Regions from separate parts of the Homo sapiens genome. Here all the other regions are linked to region 2. Evidence: read pairs that join two places in POLR2A ChIA-PET (ENCODE). Cell type or tissue: K562. All regions are shown on one strand.

Region 1 (4,000 bases), 65 kb after region 2:
TGGCAGAGGGAGCACAAAAATGATACAAGCTTACAAACCAGAGTAATTGTCAGAAACAGTAAAGTTAGAAGAAACCAGAGTCAGCAAAAATGAGGTGTTTGGTTTTAGGTACATGGAGTTTGATGTATTGGCAAGATATGCAAGTATGTCCTGGGTAAAAACAACCAAATTGTGTTTCAGCTGGGGGCCTCCACCAAGACCCCCCAAGCCTGGCCAGTATAGCTGTGCCGCCTCTGGAATTTTCCCCTTCGGTAACATAGACAAGATGGAGACCAGTCTGATGAATGGAATCTTGGATTTCATTCATCTCATGCTGTCTCCTGCTTCCCCATCCTCTGCTCCACACGAACAAGTGAAGCCTCTATTCACACTTACAATTCCGTTTCCTAGTTCAGTCCTCTCCGTGTCTCCACTCACCACAGTAATGCCATGCCCCAGCGGACAGCTGAGTTGCTGGCAGATGCACACAAGGGTCAAGCCTGCACATGTCTTAACAGTGGCCTATGCAGGCTCTGACTTTGGATTGCTGGGGTCTTAGTCCTGAACCCCGGCCTCAATAATTTCCAGATGTCCTCACATGTTCCATCGTGAGGTTATTAAAGGTTAAAATGACTTAATGGTGTGACACAAGCTAAATGCTACAAAAAACATTAGTTCTTGCAAATTTTTTTTTTTCAGAGACAAGTTCTCACTCTGTCACCCAGGCTGGAGTCCAGTGGCGTAATCATAACTCACTGCAGCTTCAAACTCCTGGGCTGAAGCGATCCTCTAACCTCAGCCTTCAGAGTAGCTGGGACTACAGGTGTGCACCACCATGCCTGGCTAATTTTTTTTATTTTTTGTAGAGACAGGGTTTCACTATGTGGCCCAAGCTAGTCTCAAATTCCTGGGCTCAAGCGATCCTCCTGCCTCAGTCTCCCAAGTAACCTGGATTGCAGGCACATGCCGCCACACCCAGCTAGTTCTTGCAATTATTATTATTAAGGACTGTTTATCCTTAGGCATCCTTTCTCCTCATGTGGACTTTGGCCTTTCCGTGACATTTGGCATCTTTCATGAATCTTCTGAAAAGCTTCAGGTTAATGTGAGCTGCTTTGGTATCTTAACACCAAAGGTGTCATTGGGGTCATTGCCAGTGTCCAGCATCAACAATTCAGACAAGCACCAAAACTGCTTGAAACCTGCATGTTAACTATGTGGAAAGGAAGACAAACAGTCTAAGATAAAAAGAAACGCATGTAAGGACCATGCCTTTTTTAATAGCTAAGGAAAATATTTTAATATTTTTAATTTAATAAATTTTAATTTATTAAAATTAAAATTTTAATTTAATATTAAATTAAAATTTTAATTTTAATTTTAAATAAATAATTAAAATTTAAATAAATTTAAATTTAAAATTTAAATTTAATTTTAAATAAACATTTAAATTTTTAATTTTAATATTAAATTAATTTAATTTAATATTAATTTAACTTAATTTAATTTAATATTAATTTAACTTAATTTAATTAATTTAATATTAAATTAAATTTTAATATTTTTAATTTTAATATTAATTTAATATTAAATTAAATTTTAATATTTTTAATTTTAATATTAATTTAATTTAATTTAATTTAATATTAATTAATTTAATTTTAATTTTAATTGCTTCAATATTAAATTAAATTTTAATATTTTTATTTTAATATTAAATTAAAATTTTAATTTAAAATTAAATATTTAATATTAAATTAATTTAAATTTAATATTAAATTTTAATAGCTAAGGAAAATATTTTAATATTAAAAAAAGACCATGGCCTTTTTTCAATAGCTAAGGAAAAGCAGGAGAAGAGGGGCCCAACAGTGCTTAAGTAGGGGTGGAGAAAGATTTGCTTAAACAGGTAGCTGAATATAGCTCTTCTAGTTCTGACAGAAAGTATTCTCCCCATCCATCCCCTAAAGAAACCCCCAACTGTGAAACAACTAAAAGATGGAGATGCAGCTTTGATCATAAGCAGAGAGGCTAGTTTAAGAGGATGTGAATGACAGAGGAGGTAGCAAAGAAAATCAGAAAGGGCTGATTCATAAGGCACCTATACTCAAGGTAGAAACAATGAAGCAGACAGCTACTATTCCAGGACTCTTATGTGTAATAGACACTCTCCAACATCACTTAGGTGAGCATCACCACAGCCCCTGAGATAAGAGAGTCTATTGCTGCCCCCTGTTGACAAATGAAGAGATTGCAGATTAAAAGGTTATTAACTTGGCCAAGTCTCAAATGAGGAGTAAAGTGTAGGTTAAAATCCTGGTCAGTCTGGCTCCAGGGCCCAACTCACAGGGAAGTTGGAGAGCACAAGAGTGAGTGATCAGAACAGCAGGAGATCAGCCTGTAAAGGAAAGCATCAAGAGGAGAAGGCGCCATGCTGGGTGCCAGGCCCTACCAGGAAGGACCCAAGCATGGCCTCCACCAGTCACGCCCTCCAATCTCCTCCTCTCCAGTTCCTGATCCCCCATATCCGCTACACCATGGAAATCAACACCCGGGCCCGGACCCAACTCATCTCAGATGGAGGAATTTTTGATAAGGTGAGGAGGGTACGGGGCATGGGACTGCCTCATCCATCTCTCCATGATCTGCCACTTTCAGGATCCAAGATCAACTATGTGTGAATGTCCTCACTCTTAACCTATGAACCTGTCCCTTTTATACCCATGTCTTTTTTTTTTTTTTTTTTTTTTTTGAGACAGAGTCTAGCTCTGTCGCCCAGGTTGGAGTGCAGTGGCGCCATCTCGGCTCACTGCCATCTCCGCCTCCTGGGTTCAAGCGATTCTCCTGCCTCAGCCTCCCGAGTAGCTGGGATTACAGGCGCCCGCCACCATGCCCAGCTAATTTTTATATTTTTAGTAGAGATGGGGTTTCACTGTGTTGGCCAGACTGGTCTCGAACTCCTGACCTCATGATCCACCCACCTCAGCCTCCCAAAGTGCTGTATACCCATGTCTTAATATCTGAAAATCCCACATTTGCCCCACTTTATGGAAGATGTGTTGGTTCTCCAGCCCTGTTTCCCCCTCTAAGACCTGTGATCTCCTGTCCCAGGCAGTGAGCACAGGTGGAGGGGGCCATGTACAGTTGCTCCGTCGGGCGGCAGCTCAGCTGACCTACTGCTCCCTCTGTCCTCCTGACGACCTGGCTGACCGGGGCCTGCTGGGACTCCCAGGTGCTCTCTATGCCCATGATGCTTTACGGCTCTGGGAGATCATTGCCAGGTGAGTAAGGAGGAGCTGAGAAATGGTGGGGCCGGGGGGGGGGGGGGCTCTGGCCTGAGGCCAGCATGGGGCAAAAGCAAGAAGGTCCAGAAAGGAGAAGCAGAGAACTCAATCCTGGGGAGAGATGAGGAAAAGTGAGGACACAGTGGGTGGCTCTGAAAATGAGGAGACTGGGATGAGGCAGAGAGAGGAGGTGAGGGGAGCTGTGGGGGGAGACTGGGGGAGGTGTCTGGAAAAATCAGGATTTTCTGACGATGTATGACAGCAACCATGCGAATTCCTAGAACTAAGGACCCACATCTTCCATGAGATGCTAGTGTGTTTAGAGGGCTGAGGATGTCCCAAAGGCGAGGTGTCTTCCCAGATACTGTGGAAGCATTGGGCAGATGCCACAGAAAGAGGAATAGAGGTCAGAGGCGGGGGCTTTCTGCCCTCAAGTGCCTTTTCCCCCTGGGCAGGTATGTGGAGGGGATCGTCCACCTCTTCTACCAAAGGGATGACATAGTGAAGGGGGACCCTGAGCTGCAGGCCTGGTGTCGGGAGATCACGGAGGTGGGGCTGTGCCAGGCCCAGGACCGAGGTAAGATCCATTCTAGAGACAGAAGAAGCTCCTGGGAGACTCTGCCAGGGCGCCTTCCCAGCCCTGCCCTTCTGGGGACAGGACCCCAGCCTCTCATCACGCCTCCCTTCCTCCCTCCACACGGGAAAGCATGTGTATCCCATTCCCACCTCCTCCGACT
Region 2 (4,000 bases):
AAAATACAAAATATTAGCTGGGCGTGCTGGCGGGCGCCTGTAGTCCCAGCTACTCGGGAGGCTGAGGCAGGAGAATGGCGTGAACCCGGGAGGCGGAGCTTGCAGTGAGCCAAGATCGTGCCACTGCACTCCAGCCTAGGCGATAGAGAGAGACTCCGTCTCAAAAAAAAAAAAAAAAACACACACACACACACATAAAAACAAACTAATAGCCTTCGTATAGGCTTATATTAAATTTTGCTCTAGGGGTATTACAGATTTTTAAGAGAGCTATGGGCAGTAAGCTGACCCAAGCTTCTGATGTTTCCTGATCGAACTTAGCTAACGATCCTTTTAGAGGTTGATTAGCCCTTTCTACTTTCCCAGAGGATTGAGGCCTCCATGCTGAATGTAAATAGTATTTGATTCTGAGAGCCTTAGCAACTACTTGAGTTATCTGGGAGATAAAGTATGGGCCGTTATCACTTTGGAGACGCTGAAGTAACCCAAACTGGGGGATTATTTCTTTTAAGAGAACCTTATAACCACAGTAGCCTTCTCTGATCTGGTAGGATAAGCTTCGACCCAACCAGTAAAGATATCTATTAGCACTAACAAAAACTTATAACCTCTGCCAGCTGGCATATGTGTGAAGTCTAATCGCCCATCTTTTCCTGGGTATGTTCTATCAGCGTCCTCTAATACAACTCCCCTCTGGACTGGTTCTATTACAGGAGGCATTCTGTTTCCTGGGCTGTTCAGTGCACACAGTGAGCAGGTTTGACAGACATGCTTAACCACAGAAGCTAAGTTAGGCTCAATGAAGAGCCTGTTAACCACGGCCAGGGTGGCTTCTCTCCCCATATGCAAAGAGTCATGCAGAGTTTTTCTAATTCTCCATCAGGCTGCTTGAGGGAGATGTGGTTTTGATGCCATGTACCACCAGCATCCTGGGTTTTGTCCCCCTTGCTCCTTTATTAACTGTTCTTCCTGTGGTGTGTATTCAGGCTCCATTGGGGAATCACAGAAAAGAAGTAGAGCTGGAATCTGTTGGGATTGCACCCTGAGAACTACAGCTTTCGCTTCTCTATCAGCCTTTCTGTTTCCTTGTGCTATAAGGGTTAAGGCCCTTTGATGCTCCCTGCAATGAATTACAGCTACAGCCTTTGGCAGGTGTATTGCTTCCAAAAGCTGCAGAATTTCAGGCCTATGCTTTACAGGGGAGTGTTTGCTAGTTAGCAGCCCTCTTCCTTTCCAGATTGTAGCATGAGCATGGCAAGGGTTACCTGGTCCGGTGGAACCTCCCTTACTTCATCATCACTTACTGCCTTAGTTATTCCCTTTCTCATTCCTCCAAGGAGAGCCTCAAGAAATTTAGCCCAGTTTTTCGTTCCCACGAGAGCATTAGAGTCTCAATTAGGATCAGTTGTGGGGACTGTGTCTGGGCCCAGGTGATTGCCCTGAGGGTTTTGGGCAAATAAATCGTCTGCTTCCCAGTGGGCAGCCTCAAAAGATTCATTCCTTTTCAAAGGGGGTGCAAGAGGTTGCTAGAATGAATTGAACATTTCTCTGTGAGAGATCGAAGGCTGAGGTCAAAGTTTGGAACCCATCTGCTAATTTCCTGGGATTCTTAGAAGAGCTTCCTAGCTTTCCCTGACACCGTTGTATATCAGTTATAGAGAAGGTGGCCTGCACTAGGACTGGCCCCTCGGCTCCTGCTACTTCCTGAAGGGGTAGCAGGGCTGGAGGGAGAGTGGAATGTAGTGTCCCCTCCGAGCGTGAGGGGGACCTAGTAGGGTGTCCAGGGTTTGGGTTTTAGCCTCAGGAGCACTTGGCAAGGGGCTACGTGGGGGCGGTTATGTTCACCCTGAGAGACAGGTGGCCCTTATAAAAGGGGGTCATCTATACTATCTAGTCCTGTCTTTGGACTTTCTTTGCGGAGATGATTAGGTTTTGGCGTAGGGCCGTGAAGGCCTGTACATATGGTATTTCTGACCATTTGCCCTGCCAGGAAACAGCTGCTGCAAGACTGAAAAGAAAAGGACTCAGGTCCCTCACCCAAACCGGGTGGTGGTGATCAGGCGCTTCCACACGGAACCCTTTCAGTTTCCCTGGAGAGTGGCCCCAACCACAAACCTGCGGTTGCCTCCATGCCTAGGCACTGTCCACCGAGAGTCCCGAGTTGGAAAGGAAAAGAGAGAGAAAGAGGACAAAAAGGAAAATAAATCCCAAACGTTGGGCTTACCTCCTGGCTGGCTCACCAAAATACGTTACCAGCTGAAGGGTAGTTGGCCAGGTTCTTGGCGTTTTGAACTGAGAATTGGACAAAACACACAAAGCAAGGCAGGGAAAGCAGAGATTTACTCCAACAGAGGACAGTGGGCTCAAGCAAGCAGCTCCAAAGCCTGTTACTGAATTTTCTGAGGTTTAAATACCCTCTAGAGGGTTCCCATTGGCCCCCGACCAGTCTGATTGGTTGCAGGAGGGGACCAATCAGAGGTACTTTCATTTTTCAACTGCCTCGCAGAAAAAAGGAGGGGTTGAAAAGGGATGAATCGGGCTTGGGTTCCGAACCTAAGCCCAATTCAACCCCTCCTTTCCCTCATAAGCAGCATGAATCAGCCTTAGCTTCCCTGCCTCCAGACCCTATTCTCCTGCCTCAGTGGTAGTGTAGATCAGGCGAGGAAGTAGAAATTCTAATAGACAGTGGTGGGACAGGGAAGTGTCCATATGGAAAAAAATGGACCTTTATATCATACGTAAATAAATTTCAAGTAGATTAAAGGTCTAAACATAAAAGGCAAAATTAAGCAATGCATATAGAAGTGTAAAACTATAAACATTTGCAAGGAAGTGATTGTCACACGTTTGGAGAGTGGTTACTTCCGGGAAGAGGAAGAGGTTTGTTGCAGGTAGGGGATGGAGTGGGGAAAGGGACTCTGTCCATATTCTAACTCTTGGACTGGGTTGTAGCTATCTGGGTACTTTTTAATTTGCTTTAAATTATTTTTTAAATTGTATATAAATATGGTGGCCTTTTGTGTATTCTATACAGTCCACACTAAAAATGGTTAAGAAAAAAAGCATGACGTATTTAAAGATAACCACCACCGTAAGTCAAATCACTGAGTAACTTAAAGCTCACAAGTAATATTTAAGAGTACCCAGAAACTTGTTCTCCTCCTAGAAAATATATACAGTCAAAAAAAACAAGAGCCCTCAAAAGTGTTAGTCCAAACTGCACCATTATGTAAGTCTCCCGCCATTTCACAGACCTTGGTCAAAGTGGAACATTCCACGGGGGTTCGGACCGTGAGAAACAGCCTGCCTCTTATCTTATTCTGCTAGGAGAAAATGCAAGGAACACCACACTCCACCAGAACAAGGGCCAAACCGCCTGATCAAAGGAACATCTTATCAATATCCTATCAGGCAGCAAGCCATACTGCCCAGGCCCCTCCCGCCCATACCTATAAATACCCCAGCCTGTAAGCAGTGGGCACTGACACTAAGCTGGTCCCCCACCTCTATAAGTTTATCCTGGACATAAATGCCTGCATTTGCTGTTGAGCCATTTTCTCTCTCTCTCTCTCTCTCTCTCTCTCTCTCTCACTCTCTCTCTCTTTTTTTTTTTTTTTTTTTTTTTTTGAGATGTAGTTTCCCTCTTATTGCCCAGGCTGGAGTGCAGTGGCACAATCTCAGCTCACCACAACCTCCGTTTCCCCGGTTCAAGCGATTCTCCTGCCTCAGCCTCCTGAGTAGCTGGGATTACAGGCAGGCGCCACAATGCCCGGCTAATTTTGTATTTTTAGTAGAAATGGAGTCTCTCCATGTTGATCAGGCTGGTCTCGAACTCCCCACCTCAGGTGATCCGCCCGCCTTGGCCTCCCAAAGTGCTGGGATTACAGGCGTGAGCCACTGTGCCCAGCCAAGTTGTTATTATCTAAGGACCTGAAATCAATAGAAAGGAATTGTCTGGGTTAAGATAAGGGGTTGTGGAGACCAAGATTCTGAGGTGGGA
Region 3 (4,000 bases), 60 kb after region 2:
GGAGGAATGAGGATGGCAAATAGTGAATTTTTTTTTTTTTTTTTTTTGAGATGGAGTCTTGCTTTGTTGCCCAGGCTGGAGTGCAGTGGTGCGATCTTGGCTCACTGCAACCTCCACCTCCTGGGTTCACGCCATTCTCCTGCCTCAGCCTCCCGAGTAGCTGGGACTACAGGCACCCCCCACCACACCCGGCTAATTTTTTATATTTTTTTTAGTAGAGATGGAGTTTCACCGTATTAGCCAGGATGGTCTCGATCTCCTGACCTCGTGATCCGCCCTCCTTGGCCTCTCAAAGTGCTGGGATTACAGGCTTGAGCCACCACGCCCGGCCCAAATAGTGAATTTTTAACCATGGGTAATGAGTAAAAGAGAGATGAATCCAGAGATGAGTGAGGGCAGTAGGGATGGAACATCAAATCTATGACTTTGAGACAGGTGAGTGTAAATGCAGAAAAGACCCAGAATAAGTCCATAGATACAGATTATGATAGTAAATCCAGAAAGATGAGGTTTAAAAAAAAAAAAGCAAATGTAGAATCTTTTGAGGACAGGTGAAGGCGTGGCAGGTGAGGTTTAAGATGTGAAATTAATCAAAGCAATCTGTAGTAGACAGTAGGTGTAGGTGTATAGGTGACTAAGATTTCATCACCTTAATTAAGGTGATTTTTTTCCAACCATAGATATTGATGAAGTAAGGCCAGGTAGGGGAAGATGAGTGAAGGAGCAAGAAATGGTGGCAAACAGGAGGTTTTTATCTACAGGCAAAGGATGAGGGCTGAAATAAGAGAAAGCAGGAGTGCAAAGTTGGCAAAGATGGGATAAACGTGTCTGGTGGATAATCAAATGAGGCAAAGCCAGAGATAAAAGCAACAGTGCATGGCTGAAAACATGGAATACGGCTAACCACAGGGAGATGAGGACAAGAGGCGGGCATAGGACCAGACAGAGCCGTGAGGCCAATTGTCTTGATGTCTCCCCAGCCCGCCTGCCAGGAGACAATGCTTTGGACATGTTCCAGAAGCATCGAGAGAAGGAACTGAAAGACAGACAGCAGATCTACTGGTGACCACCCACCCCTTAAACTAACCCCGCCACCACTGTCCCACCCCTTCCCTGCCCCTGCCCCTGCCCCTGGCCCCATCACTGACCATGACATCCTTCCTGAAGCTTTGTCCCCAACTCCTAGCTGGGCCACCTGGAAGGAAGGGTTACCCCTGACCATCGCTGCAGACCGTAAGGATGATCTACCTCCAAATATGAGATTCCATGAGGAGAAGAGGCTGGACTTTGAATGGACACTGAAGGCAGGGTGAGAAAAAGGCTAGACCTCGGAGTGAAATAAGGGCTGGGAGGGCCAAGAATGATGATAGACGGTGAGGGACTGAGGGATCAGCTGATGAGTTAAGCCTCAATACCTGTCCTAGGGCTCTGGAGATGGCCCTCAAACGTGTTTACACCCTCCTGAGCTCCTGGAACTGCCTAGAAGACTTTGATCAGATCTTCTGGGGCCAGAAGAGTGCCCTGGCTGGTCAGTGGTTCCCCGAGGTCTCCATAATCCCTTAATGGCCCCTCTGGATGACTCATCACACTCCACAGTCCCCCGTAACTCTTTGCAAGAAGAGACCTTATCATATCTGGTCAACTCAGAGAGGCCTTGAGAATGAAAACGCAGAAGCTGGGTTCAGGGAGGGTTATATACCTGAACCCCTGGGGTAGATTTTGGAGAAGGGATATGCAGGCTGTGGTACATATATCCTCCTTTCACCGCCCACCAAAGAGAAGGTTCGCCAGTGCTGGCAGGATGATGAGTTGTTCAGCTACCAGTTCCTCAATGGTGCCAACCCCATGCTGTTGAGACGCTCGACCTCTCTGCCCTCCAGGCTAGTGCTGCCCTCGGGGATGGAAGAGCTTCAGGCTCAACTGGAGAAAGAACTTCAGGTACCTCTCCTTCCCCTGCCTGGCACTGTTCTCTCCTTAGTAGTGTGGTGAGAACGGACAGAGAGAATCCAAACTGAGTCAGAGGAAGGCTGCAGTACTGCATTGCCCCTTGGTGCAGTCCTGTGCTGGAAAAATACAGAAATAAAATATGTAGGGGAAGAAACTATGAGGAGCTCCCAGCAGGAAGGGGAAAATAGAATGGATCCCCAGCACACAGAGAGGGGCTGGAGATGTTAGCAGGAACAGTGACATTGCCTGGCCGCAGTGTTCTGGACTCCAGTGTTCATGGGCAGGGAGAAAAGTGAGGAAGTGCCATCAGGTGGGGAGAATCGGGGAGGCTTTCTAGAAAAAGAGAGCGGGGTTTGGAAGCAATGGACTGTACTGAGGACAAGCCTAGGCAAAATGTGTGCGTATGCATGTGTGTGCTGTATGCGGTGGCAGGGGTAGTAGGGGAAGCTCTCTGGAATATTTGGCAGAGGATGTGAGATTTGAATAGGGAATGAAAGAGCATTTGCTGAGCTGATAGGAGCCAAAACCAGAGCGCAGACCATTCGGGAATGATCAGAAAGGGGCCTGGCCATTTGACAGGTGGTCAGTTTACAATGCCTGTGATGCCAACTGGATTGAGCAGGCCTGGTTCCAAACCCAGATCTGCCACCACATCCACACACAAGACATCTACCCTCACCAGACTGTTTCTTCACTTTAAGATGAGAGGAACTGGACCAGGGGCTCTAGTTCTCCCAACAGGGCTCCGGTACTGATGCAGGAGAATGGCAAGAAGCTAGACTAAATCTCTTGCCCTTTGCCCCGGCCCCCTGGGGGTAGACTTTGAACTCTAAAAATGGATACATCCCTCCTGTCCCCAGAATGGTTCCCTGTTTGAAGCTGACTTCATCCTTCTGGATGGAATTCCAGCCAACGTGATCCGAGGAGAGAAGCAATACCTGGCTGCCCCCCTCGTTATGCTGAAGATGGAGCCCAATGGGAAGCTGCAGCCCATGGTCATCCAGGTAAGGGCCCCAGACCTCTCCCACAACGTTGCACTCTGTTCACCTCAACCTCTGCTCCCAGGGACCCAACCCCCAGCTCTTGGCTCCCAAACCCCATCCTCACTCAGTGAGACTTGTCTTCATGTCACTATTTGCCTGTACCCTCGTCTCCCCTGCCTCATCCAACTAGAATTACTTTTTCAAGAGTCAAAATGGCCTCCTGGAGTTCTCATCCTGTATCCAATGGTCCTCACACTTCAGTGTGCATCAGAATCACCTGAATGCCTGTTGAAATGCAGATTTCTGGATCCCATGACCAGACTTTCTGATTCAGTATGTCTGGGGTGGGAACTAAGAGTTTGCGTTTTTATAAGTTCCAAAGTGATGCTGACACTACCAGTTCAGGACTACACTTTCAGAATCACTATCTCATCTCTCAGTGGCCTCTGGCTCTGAACCCTCGCCATCTCTTGAATATCTTTTCTCGCAATTTCTTTTTTTTTTTTGAGACAGAATCTCACTGTGTCACTCAGGCTGGAATACAGTTGTGTGATCTTGGCTCACTGCAACCTGCGCCTCCTGGGTTCAAGCAATTCTCCCACCTCAGTCCCTCCAGTAGCTGGGACCACAGGCATGTGCCACCATGTGGGCCTGGCTAATTTTTGTATTTTTTGTAGAGATGGGGTTTCGCCATATTGCCCAGGCTGGTCTTGAACTTCTGGGCTCAAGTAATCTGCCTGCCTCGGCCTCCCAAAGTGCTGGGATTACAGGTGTGAGCCACTGCACCTGGCCTTCTCTCACTATTCTTAACAGTCAGGTGACAAGAACTGTCAATAATCTTACACCTCCTACTTCTCCTTCACATTCCACCACCATCTGAGCGCCGACCCCAAAGCAGCAGGTTTCTCCCACACCACTGTTAGGGCCTCCTTCTGGACCCCCTTCTTCCAGTCCCTCCTGCCTTCCACCTGACATCAGGGCACTCCAGCTAGCGAGCGGCAGGCTGGGAGGGTTCACAGTCCTCCTGCTAGACTATAACCTCCTAGAAGGCAATAATCTTACTTAGTCAT
Region 4 (4,000 bases), 51 kb after region 2:
AGTGGCTTGGTGTGCTTCTCACAGTAGTGAGTTCTCACTCTCATGAGCCTGGATTGATTCTCGGGGAAATGAATTCATTCCCATGAGTGTGTGTTGTTATAAAGCCAGGGTGCCCCTTGGGTTTGGATCCTCTTCGCAGGTGCTCATTTCCCCTTTGACCTTTTCCACCATGTTTTAACTCATCACAAAAGCCTTCACTGGCCAGGCGCAGTGGCTCATGCCTGTAATCCCAGCACTTTGGGAGGCCAAGGTGGGCGGATCACGAGGTGAAGAGATCGAGACCACCCTGGCCAATATGGTGAAACATGGTATCTACTAAAAATACAAAAATTAGCTGGGCGTAGTGGCGCTCGCCTGTAGTCCACCTACTTGGGAGGCTGAGGCAGGAGAATCGCTTGAACCCAGGAGGTGAAGGTTGCCGAGAGCCAAGATGGCACCACTGCACTCCAGCCTGGTGACAGAGCAAGACTCCATCTCAAAAAAAAAAAAAGAAAGTGAGATAGCCTTATTACTGATATGGAGAAAGTTTTAGTGGTCCGGATAGAAGATTAAACCATCCACAACATTCCCTTAAACCAAGCCTAATCCAGAACAAGGCTCGAACTTTCTTCAAATCTGTTAAGGGTGAGAGAGATAAGGAAGCTGCAGGAAGCTAGCAGAGTTGGCTCATGAGGTTTAAGGAAAGTAGCCATCTCCATAACATAAGAGTGCAAGGTGAAGCAGCAAGTGCTGATGGAGAAGCTGCAGCAAGTTATCCAGAAGATCCAGCTAAGATCACTGAAGAAGGTGGCAACACTAAACAACGGATTTTCATTGTAGTTTAAAGTCTTATATTGGAGGAAGATACCATCTAGGACTTTCATAGCTGGAGAGGAGAAGTCAATACCTGCCTTCAAAACTTCAAAGGAAGGCTGGACGCAGTGGCTCACACCTGTAATCCCAGCACTTTGGGAGGCTGAGGCAGGTGGATCACAAGGTCAAGAGTTCGAGATCAGCCTGGCCAACATGGTGAAACCCCATCTCTACTAAAAATACAAAAATTAGCCAGGCATGGTGGCACATGCCTGTAGTCCCAGCTGCTCGGGGGGCTGAGGCAGGAGAATCACTTGAACCTGGGAGGCGGAGGTTGCAGTCAGCCAAAATCGTGCCACTGCACTCCAGCCTGGGTGACAAAGCGAGACTCTGTCTCAAAAACAACACAAAAAAAAACTTCAGAGGGCAAGCTGACTCTCATGAGAAGCTAATGCAGCTGGTGACTTTAAGCTGAAGCCAGTGCCCATTTATCATTCTGAAAAGCCTAGGGCCCTTGAGAACTTGGCTAAATCTACTCTGCCTGTGTCTTTACATGGAACAACAAAGCCTGGATGACACATCTGCTTACATCATGATTTACTAAATATTTTAAACCCACTGTTCATACCTACTGCTCACAAAAACATTCCTTTCAAAAATGACTGTTCATGGAGAATGCACCTGGTCACCCAAGAGCTCTGATGGAGATGTACAGGGAGATTAATGCTGTTTTCGTGACTGCTAACACATCATTCATTCTGCAGCCCAAGGATCAGGAGTAATTTTGACCTGTCACTGTAATTATTTTAAAAAACAGGGCCGAGGCAGGTGTATCACCTGAGGTCAGGAGTTAGAGACCAGCCTGGCCATCATGGTGAAACCCCGTCTCTACTAAAAATACAAAACTTAGCTGGGCGTGATGGCAGGTGCCTGTAATCCCAGCTACTGGGGAGGCTGAGGCAGGAGAATCACTTGACCCCAGGAGGAGGAGGTTGCAGTGAGCCGAGATCACACCATTGCACTCCAGCCTGAGCAACAGAGCAAGACTCTGTCTAAATAAATAAATAAATAAATAAAAATAAACAGGGGCCCAGACATGGTGGCTCATTCCTGTAATCCCAGTGCTTTAGGAGGTCAAGGCAGGAGGATCACTTGAGCCCAGGTATTCAAAACAAGCTGAATAACATAATAACATAGTGCAACCTCATCTCTCTACAAAAAATTTAAAAATTAGCCAATGCAGTGGTGTGCACCTGCAGTCCTAGCTACTCACAAGGCTGAGCCAGGAGGCCCACTCGAACCAAGGAGCTCAGGGTTGCAGTGAGCTATGATCACACCACTGTACTCTAGCCTGGGCAACAGAGACTCTGGCTCTAAAATTTAAAATAATAATAATAATAAAGTAACAAAGAAACAAATACATTTCATAAGGCTATATAGCTGCCATAGATAGATCTGGGCAAAATGAACTGAAAACCTTCTAGAAAGGAGTCACCATTTAGATGCCATTAAGAAAATTCATGATTGAGGCCAGGCACTGTGGCTCATGCCTGTAATCCTAGCACTTTGGGAGGCTGAGGCAGGCGGATCACCTGAGGTCAGGAGTTCGAGACCAGCTTGGCCAACATGGTGAAACCCCGTCTTTTTTTTTCCTGAGACAGAGTCTCACTGAGTGGCCCAGTCTGGAGTGTAGTGGCATGATCTCGGCTCACTGCAACTTCCACTCCCAGGTTAAAGCAATTCTCCTGCCTCAGCCTCCCAAGTAGCTGGGATTACAGGCACCCACCACCACACCCAGCTAATTTTTGTATTTTTTAGTAGAGACAGGGTTTCACCACGTTGGCCTGGCTGGTCTTGAACTCCTGATCTCACATGATCCACCTGCGTCAGCCTCCCAAAGTGCTGGGATTACAGGTGTGAGCCACCGCACCTGGCCTGAAACCCATCTCTACTAAAAATACAAAAATTAGCCAGGCGTGGTGGCGGGCACCTGTAATCCCAACTACTCGGGAGGCTGAGGCAGGAGAATCGCTTGAACCCAGGAGGTGGAGGTTGCGGTGAGCAGAGATTGTGCCACTGTACTCCAGCCTGGGCAACAAGAGCAAGACTCAGTCTCAGAAAAAAGAAAAAGAAAAAAGAAAATTCATGATTCAATGGAGGAAGCCAAAATATCAACATAACAGGAGTTTGGAAGAAGTTGATTCCAACCCTTATGGATGACTACAAGGGGTTCAAGACTTCTTGGAGGAACTAACTGCAGATGTAGTAGAAATTGAAAGAGAACTAGAATTAGAAGTGGAGCCTGGGACGGGCACGGTGGCTCACGCCTGTAATCCCAGTACTTTGGGAGGCCGAGGAGGGCAGATTACCTGAGGTCAGGAGTTCGAGACCAGCCTGCCCAACAAGACAAAACCCCATCTCTACTAAAAGTATAAAAATTAGCCAGGCATGGTGGCGGGTGCCTGTAATCCCAGCTACTCAGGAGGCTGAGGCAGGAGAATCACTTGAACCTGGGAGGTAGAGATTGCAGTGAGCCAAGATCATGATTCTATCTCAAAAAAAAAAAACACACACAGAAGGTAAATTGTTCTGCAAAGAGAGGTAATGGGAATGTGGGAGTTGGCTTGGCTACTGGCACAGACAGCAGGGAATCGGGAGTTTGAAAGAAGATTTACATTTGGCATACACGTGTGCCCACGTGGCCTTTCCTACTGCAAAGGGTGCTGACAAAATCAAGCCCCTGATCCTTCCTGTGGCATACATAAGAACAAAATGGTAGTTGTTAGGGACAAATCAAAATTTAAAAATAAAATGGCCAGGTGCAGTGGCTCACCCCTGTAATCCCAGCACTTTGGGAGGGAGGCCAAGGCCAGCGGATCACTTGAGCCCAAGAGTTTGAGACCAGCTTGGGCAACATGGCAAAACCCCATCTCTACAAAAAATACAAAAATTAGTCGGGCATGTTGGCACGGGCCTGTAGTCCCAGCTACTGGGGAGGCTGAGGCAGTATAATCAATCACCTGAACCTGGGAGATCAAGGCTGCAGTGAGCCGTGATGGCGCCTTTGCACTCCAGTCTGGGTGACAGAGTGAGACCCTGTCTAAAAACAAAACAAAACAAAAGGCTGCTAGTCAGTTTGGGCTACTATAACAAAACACTGGCCAGGCGCGGTGGCTCACGCCTGTAATCTCAGAACTTTGGGAGGCCA

The links. Peaks named below come from ENCODE experiments on the same cell type or tissue, not always from the same donor. Only the 100,000 strongest peaks of a DNase experiment are listed, where the experiment ranks them.
Region 1: POLR2A ChIA-PET joins it to region 2 with 7 read pairs; 10 of 35 experiments call an interaction of 5 or more read pairs at or near these places.
Region 3: POLR2A ChIA-PET joins it to region 2 with 5 read pairs; 4 of 35 experiments call an interaction of 5 or more read pairs at or near these places.
Region 4: POLR2A ChIA-PET joins it to region 2 with 5 read pairs; 3 of 35 experiments call an interaction of 5 or more read pairs at or near these places.

The regions. Positions count from the first base shown.
Region 1 is chr17:7,002,768-7,006,767 of GRCh38, forward strand. It overlaps ALOX12 (arachidonate 12-lipoxygenase, 12S type), which reads left to right. Exons shown (of 14, transcript NM_000697.3): 9 at 2,490-2,576; 10 at 3,091-3,260; 11 at 3,719-3,840. All of the region lies in intron 2 of ALOX12-AS1 (ALOX12 antisense RNA 1), which reads right to left. Among named protein-coding and RNA genes, the nearest start is that of ALOX12-AS1, 7.6 kb to the right of the region's middle. In K562, a CTCF peak has its summit at 2,209 (motif pointing left); a DNase peak (open chromatin) is centred at 2,174.
Region 2 is chr17:6,938,026-6,942,025 of GRCh38, forward strand. It overlaps LOC124903906 (a long non-coding RNA gene), which reads left to right and starts at 3,609. Exons shown (of 2, transcript XR_007065595.1): 1 at 3,609-4,000. In K562, no CTCF peak of the experiment used is centred here; a DNase peak (open chromatin) is centred at 2,476; H3K4me3 peaks cover 2,597 bases.
Region 3 is chr17:6,997,529-7,001,528 of GRCh38, forward strand. It overlaps ALOX12 (arachidonate 12-lipoxygenase, 12S type), which reads left to right. Exons shown (of 14, transcript NM_000697.3): 3 at 981-1,062; 4 at 1,187-1,309; 5 at 1,425-1,528; 6 at 1,778-1,938; 7 at 2,808-2,951. All of the region lies in intron 2 of ALOX12-AS1 (ALOX12 antisense RNA 1), which reads right to left. Among named protein-coding and RNA genes, the nearest start is that of ALOX12, 3.5 kb to the left of the region's middle. In K562, no CTCF peak of the experiment used is centred here; a DNase peak (open chromatin) is centred at 1,573.
Region 4 is chr17:6,988,615-6,992,614 of GRCh38, forward strand. The region is part of intron 2 of ALOX12-AS1 (ALOX12 antisense RNA 1); the gene reads right to left. Among named protein-coding and RNA genes, the nearest start is that of ALOX12, 5.4 kb to the right of the region's middle. In K562, no CTCF peak of the experiment used is centred here; no DNase peak of the experiment used is centred here.